Regions from separate parts of the Homo sapiens genome. Here region 2 is linked to region 1. Evidence: read pairs that join two places in POLR2A ChIA-PET (ENCODE). Cell type or tissue: PC-9. All regions are shown on one strand. Links, peaks and the distances in the headings refer to the core of each region. The heading gives the core; the rest is flanking DNA.

Evidence for each region. ChIA-PET counts read pairs that join two places held together with the same protein. Peaks named below come from ENCODE experiments on the same cell type or tissue, not always from the same donor. Only the 100,000 strongest peaks of a DNase experiment are listed, where the experiment ranks them.
Region 2: POLR2A ChIA-PET joins it to region 1 with 6 read pairs; 2 of 35 experiments call an interaction of 5 or more read pairs at or near these places.

What each region holds. Positions count from the first base shown.
Region 1 is chr2:170,518,586-170,523,969 of GRCh38, reverse strand. It overlaps MYO3B (myosin IIIB), which reads right to left. Exons shown (of 35, transcript NM_138995.5): 30 at 4,430-4,532. Among named protein-coding and RNA genes, the nearest start is that of MYO3B-AS1, 170 kb to the right of the region's middle. In PC-9, for the core only: no CTCF peak of the experiment used is centred there; no DNase peak of the experiment used is centred there.
Region 2 is chr2:170,745,529-170,750,912 of GRCh38, reverse strand. All of the region lies in intron 1 of ERICH2-DT (ERICH2 divergent transcript), which reads left to right. Among named protein-coding and RNA genes, the nearest start is that of ERICH2, 22 kb to the left of the region's middle. In PC-9, for the core only: no CTCF peak of the experiment used is centred there; a DNase peak (open chromatin) is centred at 2,792.

The DNA of each region.
Region 1 (5,384 bases), core at 206-5,205:
CAGACCTTGTTGGTTGCTTCCCTCTTCCTTTCTTCTTTGCCTAATCTCTCAACCTCCTTTGCAGCTCTCCTGCAGAACCACCACTGCAAATTCTGGCCAATCATATGCAAGAAAAGTCTCCTGGGTGACTTCTGGGAAAGATTTCCCTCCTAGCAAATGGAGAGAGACTCCTGAGAAGAAGCCCCTTTCCATCCGCTTCTGTCTTCCTGCTCCAGACATTGGCATGTAAAGAAGTGATGTTTAGTGTTGCTTTGGCCACCTCGTGGCCATAAGTGGGGGCATGACTGACATGCTGAGAACAGCAAAGCAAAGAGATGCAAGGGGCCTGTGTCTTTGCTGACATTCCTGAATGGCTGACCGAGCCCTGGAACTTCTGTCTTTGGACCTTTTGTCTCGAGGGATCCTTGAATCTATGGGTTGAATGTTTGTTACTTCCAATGAGAACATCACCAGTGACACAATCCAGCTCTCTTCTTACTCTGCCCACCCCAAACCCCTCCCTACTCCCACCCCACCCTCTGCCCAAAAACTCCTTCCTATCAGCCCTTGTTGATTCACAGAACACTGAGTTGACAAACATAAGGGGGACAACAGAATCCCAGTCCCTGGATCAGGGATACCCTGGCCCACTGTTTGGTAAGTTATTCGGGATCCTCTTATTGTTGCCACTACCCAAAGACTGACAAGAAAAACACTTCCCTCATAAAAATCTGAGTGCTGAGAAGTGGCTTTGAAAGTTAGCTCAATAAACTTATTGAGTAGCTATTGTGTATATCGGATACAAGAAAGAGTAAGACTCAGTCCTCACTGTTGAGAAGCTAACTTGCTAGCACAAGGTCAACCATAACACCAGGCAAAATATGAAGAGCACCAGAGAGATTGAAACACCAAAGTGTGGTGTGAGGACCCAGTCTGTGAACTGTTACTACTCACAATGACATAAGGGGCTAGTGCCAGAATGTAAATCAATTCATCACCAAGTACATTGTTTAGTTCAGCTGATTTTTTTTAGTAACAAGAGTTTCTTAATGAAGAAAGCAGTGAGTTGATTTACATTTGGGCACAAATTCATTATCCTGTTGTGAAAAAGCACTTTGAGTAGTACTGTTACAAAAGGGCTACAGCTCAAGGAGTATTAAAAAGAATTAGGTCTTCATGGAGGAAAGGGATATGATAATGTGTCTTGACCAAAAGGTAAGAGCTGAACAGAAAGGAATGGGCAGAGAGAAGAGAGGAAGGTGCACCGGTAGAACAATAAGAAGTCTGATTCTGGTTAGCCATAAGGTGTATTAGGGACAAGGTGGAGGTGAGCCTGGAGGACAAACTGAAGTGAGCTAGAGAGAGGCGTGGAACAGCAGCCTGAGAAGTCGGAACCTTTTTTGGTCTAAAATAGGAAGCCATTAAAGTTCTTTGAACAAGTCAGAATATGTTGTAAGACAATTGATCAGGTGTGAGAAATGAAAGCTGGACTGTAAAGACAGAAGGAGAAAGAAAAAGAGATAATGGCAGTCCTGGACCAGGAAAGAGTATTTGGAAAATGACTGGAAGTGAGATTAAGTGAGAGGTAGGGGTCAAGAGTGACTGTGCCAGGTTTGAAGGCCAGGTCACAAGACAGTGTTTATGTCAATCATAGAAGTGGGAAGGGTGAGTGGAGGAGGTGCTTTAGGAGGGGCTTTTCTGTTGAAGTCTTGGTGTGTGAATCAGGAATATATGTCCACTGTGAGTTGGGTGTAGGAGTGTGGAGCTCAGAACAGAGACTTGCGACTCGTGCTCACCTAGCAGAGACTTGATACCAGAACACACTGGTGAGAGATGGTATCATCCAGGGTGAGAAGGAGAGAAAGGAGAGAATCTAAGACTTGGAGAATTGCCTTTATTTTAATGGTAAGCGGAAGAGAAGAAGAATGGAACCAGAGAAAACAAAGACTGAGAATACCTCTGAGCAAGCACCTGAAGAAGGCAATACTACAGATACCCTTGGAAGAGGGCTCTTCAAGGAAAGCACGCATGGCCCATGGAACTAAATGCTGCAGAGTCTGATGAACATAAAGCTCTAGCAACTGGGAGCTGTGCTTCCCAAGAATAGTTTTAGGGACATTGTAGGGACACAAATCAGATTTCAGGATTAGGGAGAAAGGGGTTGGTTTAGTGAGGAAATGAGGCAGTGGACCTGGACAGCAGTTGGAGGAAGTCTGGTGGTAAAAGCAAAAAGAAGGAAGGACAGGCCAAGGGCAGGCTTTTTTTTAGTATGGGGGGAGGTATAAGCAAAATGGAAAGTGATAGCAGAGTGTAAAAGATGGGAAAGCAGGGGAGGTGCTACCTGATAGTGGTAGGGCCTGGATGGCAGGAACACTGCACAAGGCAGAGGATCTGGGGTCTGTGAGATGGGAGCAAAGGAAGGAAGGACAGCCGAAGATAAGGAGAGATTCTAAGGTGAAGAGAAGGGCGGTGGAAGAGCTCAGAGCACTGTCCTGGTGTTCTCAGTAAAGTCAGACCTCAGTTGAGATTGAGGAAGTCAGACTGGGGCTGAAGTTGTTTTCCAAACTGGTTCACTGACTTGCCCAAGGTCAAACAGTTGGAAAATGTTAGCTGGGATCAGAAACCAAGTCTTCCAACCAAGCTCAGTGATCTTTCTACCACATTAGAAATTGTAAACTTTGTTATTCTAATATGAGATATTAGGTCTTTTCCTAAAGTGCCCTTAAATGAGCTATTCTGACTTTTTAAGCAAGTAGTCTAAAGTACTTTACTTTAAAAGAAGCCCAATGACAATTTGAGACCACTGGGGGAGTATTAAGAATTTAATTTATCAAGTCTCAAAAATCTTAAGCGATCTCACAAAATAAAATAATAAAAAATAATTAAAATTTTGTTTAAAATTGTAAATTAAGACTTTCTCTTTTCCAGGTGAAAAGATGCAAAGAACTCTCTAATGACCTGCTTCTTTCTTGAAATCTTTGACTAAAACTTTTAAGGAAGTTCCCCATAATCAATGTGGAAGAAAATAAGAAAGGTGAGTTTCATTCTATTAGGCCTTCCCTTTGCCATGGTCCACTCCTTCCTGTAGCTGTGTCCTCCTCCTGGTGACATACATGATGGGTTCTGGAAACCTTATCTGAGAGAAGGCACATTATAAAGGCTTCCGTGAAGAACAGGCCTAGGAGCTGTTTGTGTCTTTAGCTCTTGGTGTCATGCCTGGCCTGGCTGGACTTAAAGTGTCTTGAGCCTACATTTAGCCAGGGTATCGGGCCCTGCAGCTTGAGCAGCTCAGAGGTCACTGAAAGGCAAGCTCTGCTATACTCCTTTTGAATTATATTTAACTCAAACCTGTGGCTAAACAGGAAATGATACTCCCTTTTTGCTTTAGCTTAAATCTAGGGTTTTTCTAGAAGCTCATCATTTTTCTACTCAAATGAGATAATATATATATCTCCCCCAAATGAGATTATATATATATGTGTGTGTGTGTATATATGTGTGTATATATATATGTGTATATATATGTGTGTGTATATATATATGTGTATATATATACATATTTTAATATGGAGACAGGGTCTAACTATATTTCCTAGGCTGGACTCAAATTCCTGGGCTAAAGTGATACTCCCACCTCAGCCTCCCAATTACCTGGGTCTCCAGGCACATACCACCATGCCTGGCTGTAGGTTTCTCAACTGTGGGACTACTGACATCTGAGGCTGGACAATTCTTTGCTGCGGGGAGGCTTTGTCCTACATTGCAGGAGGTTTAGCAGCATCACAGGCTTCTGCCCATTAGATGCCAACTGCACAACTCTTCCCTCCAAAGTTGTGACAAACAAAAATGTCTTCAGACATTGCTAAATATCCAGGGGGAGGATGTTTAACCTGATGACGCTAAGTATAGATTTAACCATGAAGAGAACCCAAAAAGTAGGGTTGTGTTCACGTTGCTCTGTAGAATAAAGACTTGGGAGAATCTGATGGAAACACTTTTTTTTTTTTTTTTTTTTTTTGAGACAGAGTCTTGCTGTGTTGCCCAGGCTGAAGTGCAGTGGCACAATCTTGGCTCACTGCAACCTCCACCTCCATGGTTCAAGTGATTCTCCTGCCTCAGCCTCCTGAGTAGCTGGGATTACAGGCACATGCCACCATGGCCAGCTCATTTTTGTATTTTTAGTAGAGGCGGGGTTTTGCCATGTGGGCCAGGCTAGTCTCAAACTCCTGACCTCAGGTGATCCACCCACCTCGGCCCCCACAAAGTGCTGGGATTACAGGCATGAGCCACCACGCCCAGCCCTGGAAACGCTTTTTGGTTCCACTCTCTCCAGTTCACCAAAATACCATAGTGGTAGAAATACTTGTTGCATTATCCATTACCATTTCATTATCCATTAGAATGGAGCACCTGAGTTTACAACAGGGAACTCTTAGCAGATAATGCTCACCCATTTTTCTCTGTGACAGCAGGAGAGTTGCTTGAAGTCTGTGTACGGCCATTGTTGGATTCTGCTTGTGAATGGCTCCTACGATGTACAGAGCCCCTGAGAACTGAGAGAAAAGAAAGGAGGGCTAAGCATATGTTCAGAAGTAGGTAGGGTTAGCTTTTGGTGCCCATCTACACTCTCTGCAGCCCTTCTCTCCCTGCCCTCATACCACTCCGTGACTTTCTATAGGTTTTTTTTCTAGGATATGTCATTAAAATTGAGCTGTTCTCGATTCCAGGTCTTGTTCCATGCTTGGTCTCAGTCAGCAAACTGTTTTCATGCTTATAGGAAAACAAGCTACCTCTCTCTGGCAATAGATATAAAGAGTGCACAGATTAGAGGCCCCAAGTGATTTGGGTCCCGGTAGAAGCAGTATACAACAGCTGGAACAACACTGTGCTAGACAGAGACAGCAGATCAGCTTCTAGTTCTGGCTAGGCTGCTTGCTGATGTGGATAGGGCAAGGAGCAAAATGTGATGATGTGGCTAGGATTAACTGTAAACAGGGAATAATTCCAGGAGTAACCTATTTCCACATTTTGATTGAGGACAGTTTATTGATGAGTTTCTCAACAATGAGGGTAACAAATACAATTCTTTCTTCCAGTGACCATGGCTAATCAATCACGGCCTTCTTTTCCACTGAACTTTAATTCAACCTGAAGTTCCTTCTTAACACTTCACATCAGTGGTTGTCAAAGTGTGGCCCAACAAGTAGCATCAACATCACCTGGAAACTTACTAGAAATGAACATTCTTGGGCCCAACTTCGGACTTAGTGAATCAGAGACTCTGCAGGTAGGGTCTGGCAATCTGTGTTTTTATCAAGCTGTCCAGGTGACCTTGATCCATGTTAAATTTTGAGAGACACTGCTTCCAGATCAGTGAGTCTTACTCCTGGCTGTACATTAGAAAC
Region 2 (5,384 bases), core at 145-5,144, 230 kb before region 1:
TTATTTGTTTTCTATTCATCCTACCTGTTCTTTATTCCCTTTTTCCTATTTTTCTTCATTGTCTTGGATTAAATTATTTTTATGATTAAATTATATCTCCTTTGTTGGTTTATTAGTATAACTCTTTGCTGTATTATTTCAGTGATTGCTAAGGCATAGAGTAGACATCTTTAACTTATGACAATCTATCTTTGAGTAATATACCACTACACGTAGAATATAAGAAATGTAAAACATGCTTCCTTTTCTCCCCTCTTGTCCTTTGTGCTTTTGTTGTCCTATATTTCTATATGTGTTATATATATGTGTTATATTTACATTTAGTTTCCAAATAGATAATACATTGTCTTATTTTTTGCTTTAAAGAGTTGGTTATCTTTTAAAGAGATTTAAATAATAAGAAAAAACTTTATATTTACCCACATAGTTACCATCTCCACTATACTTCATTCCTTTATGTAGTTGCAGATTTATATCTGGTAGCATTTTCCTTCTGCTTGAAGGATTACTGTTAGCATTTCTTGTAGTGCTGGTCTGGTGATGATAAATTCTTTTGGCTTTTGTATGTCTAAAAAGGGTCCCTGTTTTGCCTTCCGTTTTTTCACAGAGATTTTGGCTGGGTAAAGGATTTTGTGTTGCCAGTGATTCCCTCTCCTTCCCTCCCTTCAGGACATTAAAAAATGTTGCTCCATTGTCTTGCACCTTCATTTGCCATGCTACACTTGCATTGTTTCTAAAACGAAATCTGTCATACTGTTCTTTGTTTTTCTGCATGTGATGTTGTTTTGCCTCTATCTGCTTTTATGATTCTCTCTTTATTACTATTTTTAAGCAATTTTATTACTCTGAGCCTTGATGTAGTTTCTTCCAAGTTTCTTATGCTTGAGGTTTGGTGAGTGATATGGTTTGGTTCTGTGTCCCCACCCAAAATTTCATCCTGAATTGTAATCCCCATAATCCTCACGTGTCAAGGGTGGGACCAGGTGGAATAATCGGATCATGGGGTGGTTCCCCCATCCTGTTCTGATAGGGAATGAGTCTCATGAGATCTGATGGTTTTATAAGTATCTGGCATTTCCCCTGCTTGTACTCCCTCCATCCTGCTGCCCTGTGAAGAAAGCGCCTGCTTCTCCTTTGCCTTCCACCATGATCGTAAGTTTCCTGAGGCCTCCTCAGCAGTGTGAAACTGTGAGTCAATTAAACCTCTTTACTTCTAAATTACCCAGTCTGGGGCAGTTTATAGCAGCTTGAGAATGGACTAATACAGTGAGCATTGTGAATTTGTTGGTTTATCATTTTATCAAATTTGGAAAATTTCATCCATTATTACTTGACATACGATTCTCTCTTCCCTCATTTTTCTTCTGTGGGAACTTTAGTTACACATGTATTAGGCCCCTTGTCCCACAGCTTGCTGATATTCTGTTCATTTCTTTTTTTAATATTTTTTTCTCTGTGTGTTTCATTTTGGATAGTTTCTATGAAAATGTCTTCAAATTCACTAATCATTTCTTCTGCAATGTGCAATCTGACATTAATCCCATCCTGTGTGTTTTTCATATTAGACATTTTAGTTTTCATCTCTAAAAGTTTGATATGGATCTTTTTTATAACTTCCATGTCTTCAATTACATGCTCAACCTTTTCTCTAGCTTCTTGATGATAATTATAATAATGGCTGCATTAATACCCTTGTCCACGAATTCTATCATTTGTATCAAATCTAGGTTAGTTTCAAATTACTAATCTTACAAACACCCCTCCCCCTGTTTTTTTGTTTCTTTTATAAGAGACAGGGTCTTGCTCTGTTGGCCACACTTCAGTGCAGCAATGTGATCATAGCTCACTGCAGCCTTGAATGTGTCTAGGTCAAAATGAGATGTACCCAAGTGTAAAATATACACTGAATTTTGAAGATGTGGTTTCAAAAAGTAAAGAATATGAAATATCTAATGAATTTTTATATTGATTGCATATTATAATGATAGTACTTTGCATATATGTGTTAAGTAAAATGTTATCAAAAGAAATTTCACCTGTTTCATTTTACTTTTTTAAATGTGGCTGGTAGAATATTTTAAATTACATATGTTACTCACTTTATATTTCTATTAGCAGTCCCTAGATTTTATTATCAATCACAGAAAATCCTCCTTAATTTCCATTTTAATCACCCTGTTCGCTGAACATTATTTTCTCAGCTCACTTCCTATGGGACTCCACCTCTAATAACTTTTCCTTCCCACTAAACTTTTAATTCACTGATGCTATTACCTTTTCACTGAACCTTCTCCCCTCCCCTAGGGTCCTCACAGCCTTTCTTACCTAGCTAAAATGCCATGTTCAATCATTAAAAAAACATTTTTTTTGAGACAAGGTCTCACTCTGTCACCCAGGCTCAAGTGCGGTGGCGCCATCACAGCTCATACAGCCTCAAACTCCAGGGCTCAGGTGATCTTCCCACCTCAGCCACCTAAGTAGTGGGGACTACAGGTGCATGCCACCACATCCGGCTTTTTTTTCTTTTTATCTTTTTTTTTTTTTTTTTGAGATGGGGTCTCATTATGTTGCCCTGGCTGGTCTTAAACTCTTGGGCTCAAGCAATCTGCCCGCTTTGGCCTCCCAAAGTACTGGGATTACAGGTGTGAGCCACCACGTCTGGCCACAATCATTTTAATCACTCCCTGGCATATACCTTTAAATCCCTTATGCTTCTGCATGGGTAATGGACTTATCAGGAACATGACTGGCTGATCTTAGAGAGCATGATGAGTCAGGAGCTGAAGTTTATACAAACGTGTTGCTGCACAATCTAGTGGTGTACTGTGATGACGTTTCTTTTCTTATATGGTCTTTTTTTTTTTTCTTCCCTATTGTTCATTGTTGGCCTGTATCACATCTTTAAATTCTCAAAACTACTTGCTTGGTTAAATCTACAACCCTGGTTAAATCCAGATCTCTGACTCCTTCATGCCTGTATCAGCACAGCAGACTGCGGCTGATGGAAACATATGACCAGTTTCACTTCAGATTCTTCCTGGTTAATCTCAGGAGACCCTCAGTGCAGCCCTCCCTCATACCACATGTGCTCAGTCTGTCTGCTCTCCTTCTCTCCTGTACCAGTGGTTTTCAAACTGCGATGGCTTACCAAGGAGAAAAGAGTTGAAGGGAATTAGCTACCAGATCCTCAACATCTACATGGGGTTTCCTAAAATTCACATCACAAAGTTTCTTCTCTCACTGTGCAAAACAAAGGCAATCTCTCACCCCCTCCAATCTCAGGGTGGCCCTGAGGATCTCAATACCACCTGGGCTAAGCCACAGGGCAGTTCCCTGTCACCTCTGATCAAGACACAGAAACATTTAACATTTCTCTGTTCTGAGTATATTTCCATTCAAGGGAAGTCAGCATTTGACCCACATTGAAGTGTTTTCAGTTCCTATACATTGTAGAGTAGGGTGGTAGATCACTGACAATTTTCGTTGAAAGACCCAGACTTTTTTTTGTCAAGAATGCATCACTCTTGGGGGAGAGTCCAGGAGAACAAAGAGATGATTAGTGAGAAATATTGGTGAGGATATTGATTGGTAAATTATTGACTATTAATGAGAAAAAGATTTTTTTTTAGAGTTAATTAAAAAAAAAATTGAGACCGGGTCTCACTACTTTGCCCAGGCTGGTCTCAAACTCTTAGGCTCAAGAGATCCTCCCTCGTTAGTCTTCCAAAGTGCTAGGATTACAGGCATAAGCCACTACGCCTGGCCAAAAAAAAAAAATGACTTTTTAAATGTATTTAAACATTAGAGAACCTTTTTCTCTATTCTCATCCTTAGGGCTATGTTATTAGCTAGGAAGAAAAAACCTTTTTGAATAGCAAATCAGTGTAAGTTAATAACAACAATTCTTCCACTGTAACTGGAATGATTTCTGAGATTACCAGTTTTAAAAAGATATATTAAATAAAAGCTATAGATAAAACTTTTATGTGATTTCTTTCAGATTGGGTGTACTGTATTAAATAATATAGTTAGTACCTATTTTATAAAATTATATCATGAAATATTTCACTTACAGTCAACTTTCATAAAGTGTTAAATATTATCTACCTCCTATTAAAAAATGGTTGCTAGTGGCCGGGTGCAGTGGCTCACGCCTGTAATCCCAGCACTTTGGGAGGCTGAGGTGGGTGGATCACTTGCGCTCAGGAGTTCAAGACCAGCCTGGCCAACATGGTGAAACCCCATCTCTACTAAACATACAAAAAATTAGCTGGGTTTGGTGGCCCATGCCTGCAGTCCCAGATACTCAGGAGGCTGAGGCATGAGAGTTGCTTGAACCTGGGAGGCAGAGGTTGCAGTGAGATGAGATCATGCCACTGAACTCCAGCCTGGGTTACAGAGCGAGACCCTGTCTCAAAAAAACAGAATTTTTTTTTAGTCAGCTATGAAGTTTTATTTCATTAAATAAACAGAAAAATGTAATTATGATATATAATGCAATTAATGGAGTTACTTCTGATTTTTATTTAAAAGCTTTACTAAATTATTCTCAAAAGTAGACTATCAGAGATCTTATATGCACACAAACATAAATTTAAATTAACTATTTAAATTACTTAAAAATTTGTAAATAAACAATGGGACTAATAAATAATGCAATTAGAAGTAATTAACAATAGGACTAACTAAACATGTGTGAGCAAAATATGACAATATTTTAATAACTTTCTTCTTGTCCTTTGATACAGCAATTTGTTTTATCTTTTTTTAACTCTATATTAGGTATTTAAATTTTGCAGGTTCTATTATTATATATTCTTAAGAAAAATACATATTTTAAAAGAACATAAATAGTATTATTAACCAGATATTACCTATATTTAATAAAAAATTGCAATAACATGTTTCCTTCTGTCCTGTGATATGGTAGGTTTTTTTTTTTAATCTTCTGTTGCCTTTTTCATGTTTATTTTATTATTTTTTTATTTTTTGAGATGGAGTTTCTTTCTTGTTGCCCAGGCTGGAGTGCAATGGCATGATCATTCAAGCAATTCTCCTGCTTCAGCCTCCTGAGTAGCTGGGATTACAGGCATGCACCACCATGCCTGGCTAATTTTGTATTTTTAGTAGAGACGGGATTTCACCATGTTAGTCAGGCTGGTCTTGAACTCCTGACCTCAGGTGATCTGCCCGCCTTGGCCTCCCAAAGTGCTGGGATTACAGGCGTGAGCCACTGCGCCCGGCCGCCTTTTTCAATAATATTTCTCTGAACTGCCTGCAGCTTTTACGACATCCTTCCTTCCTTTTATGCAGTGGTAAAACTGAATACAGTCAAATGTAAATTCATTTTGACTTGCAGCTCTGCTATTATCAAGTCCGTATTA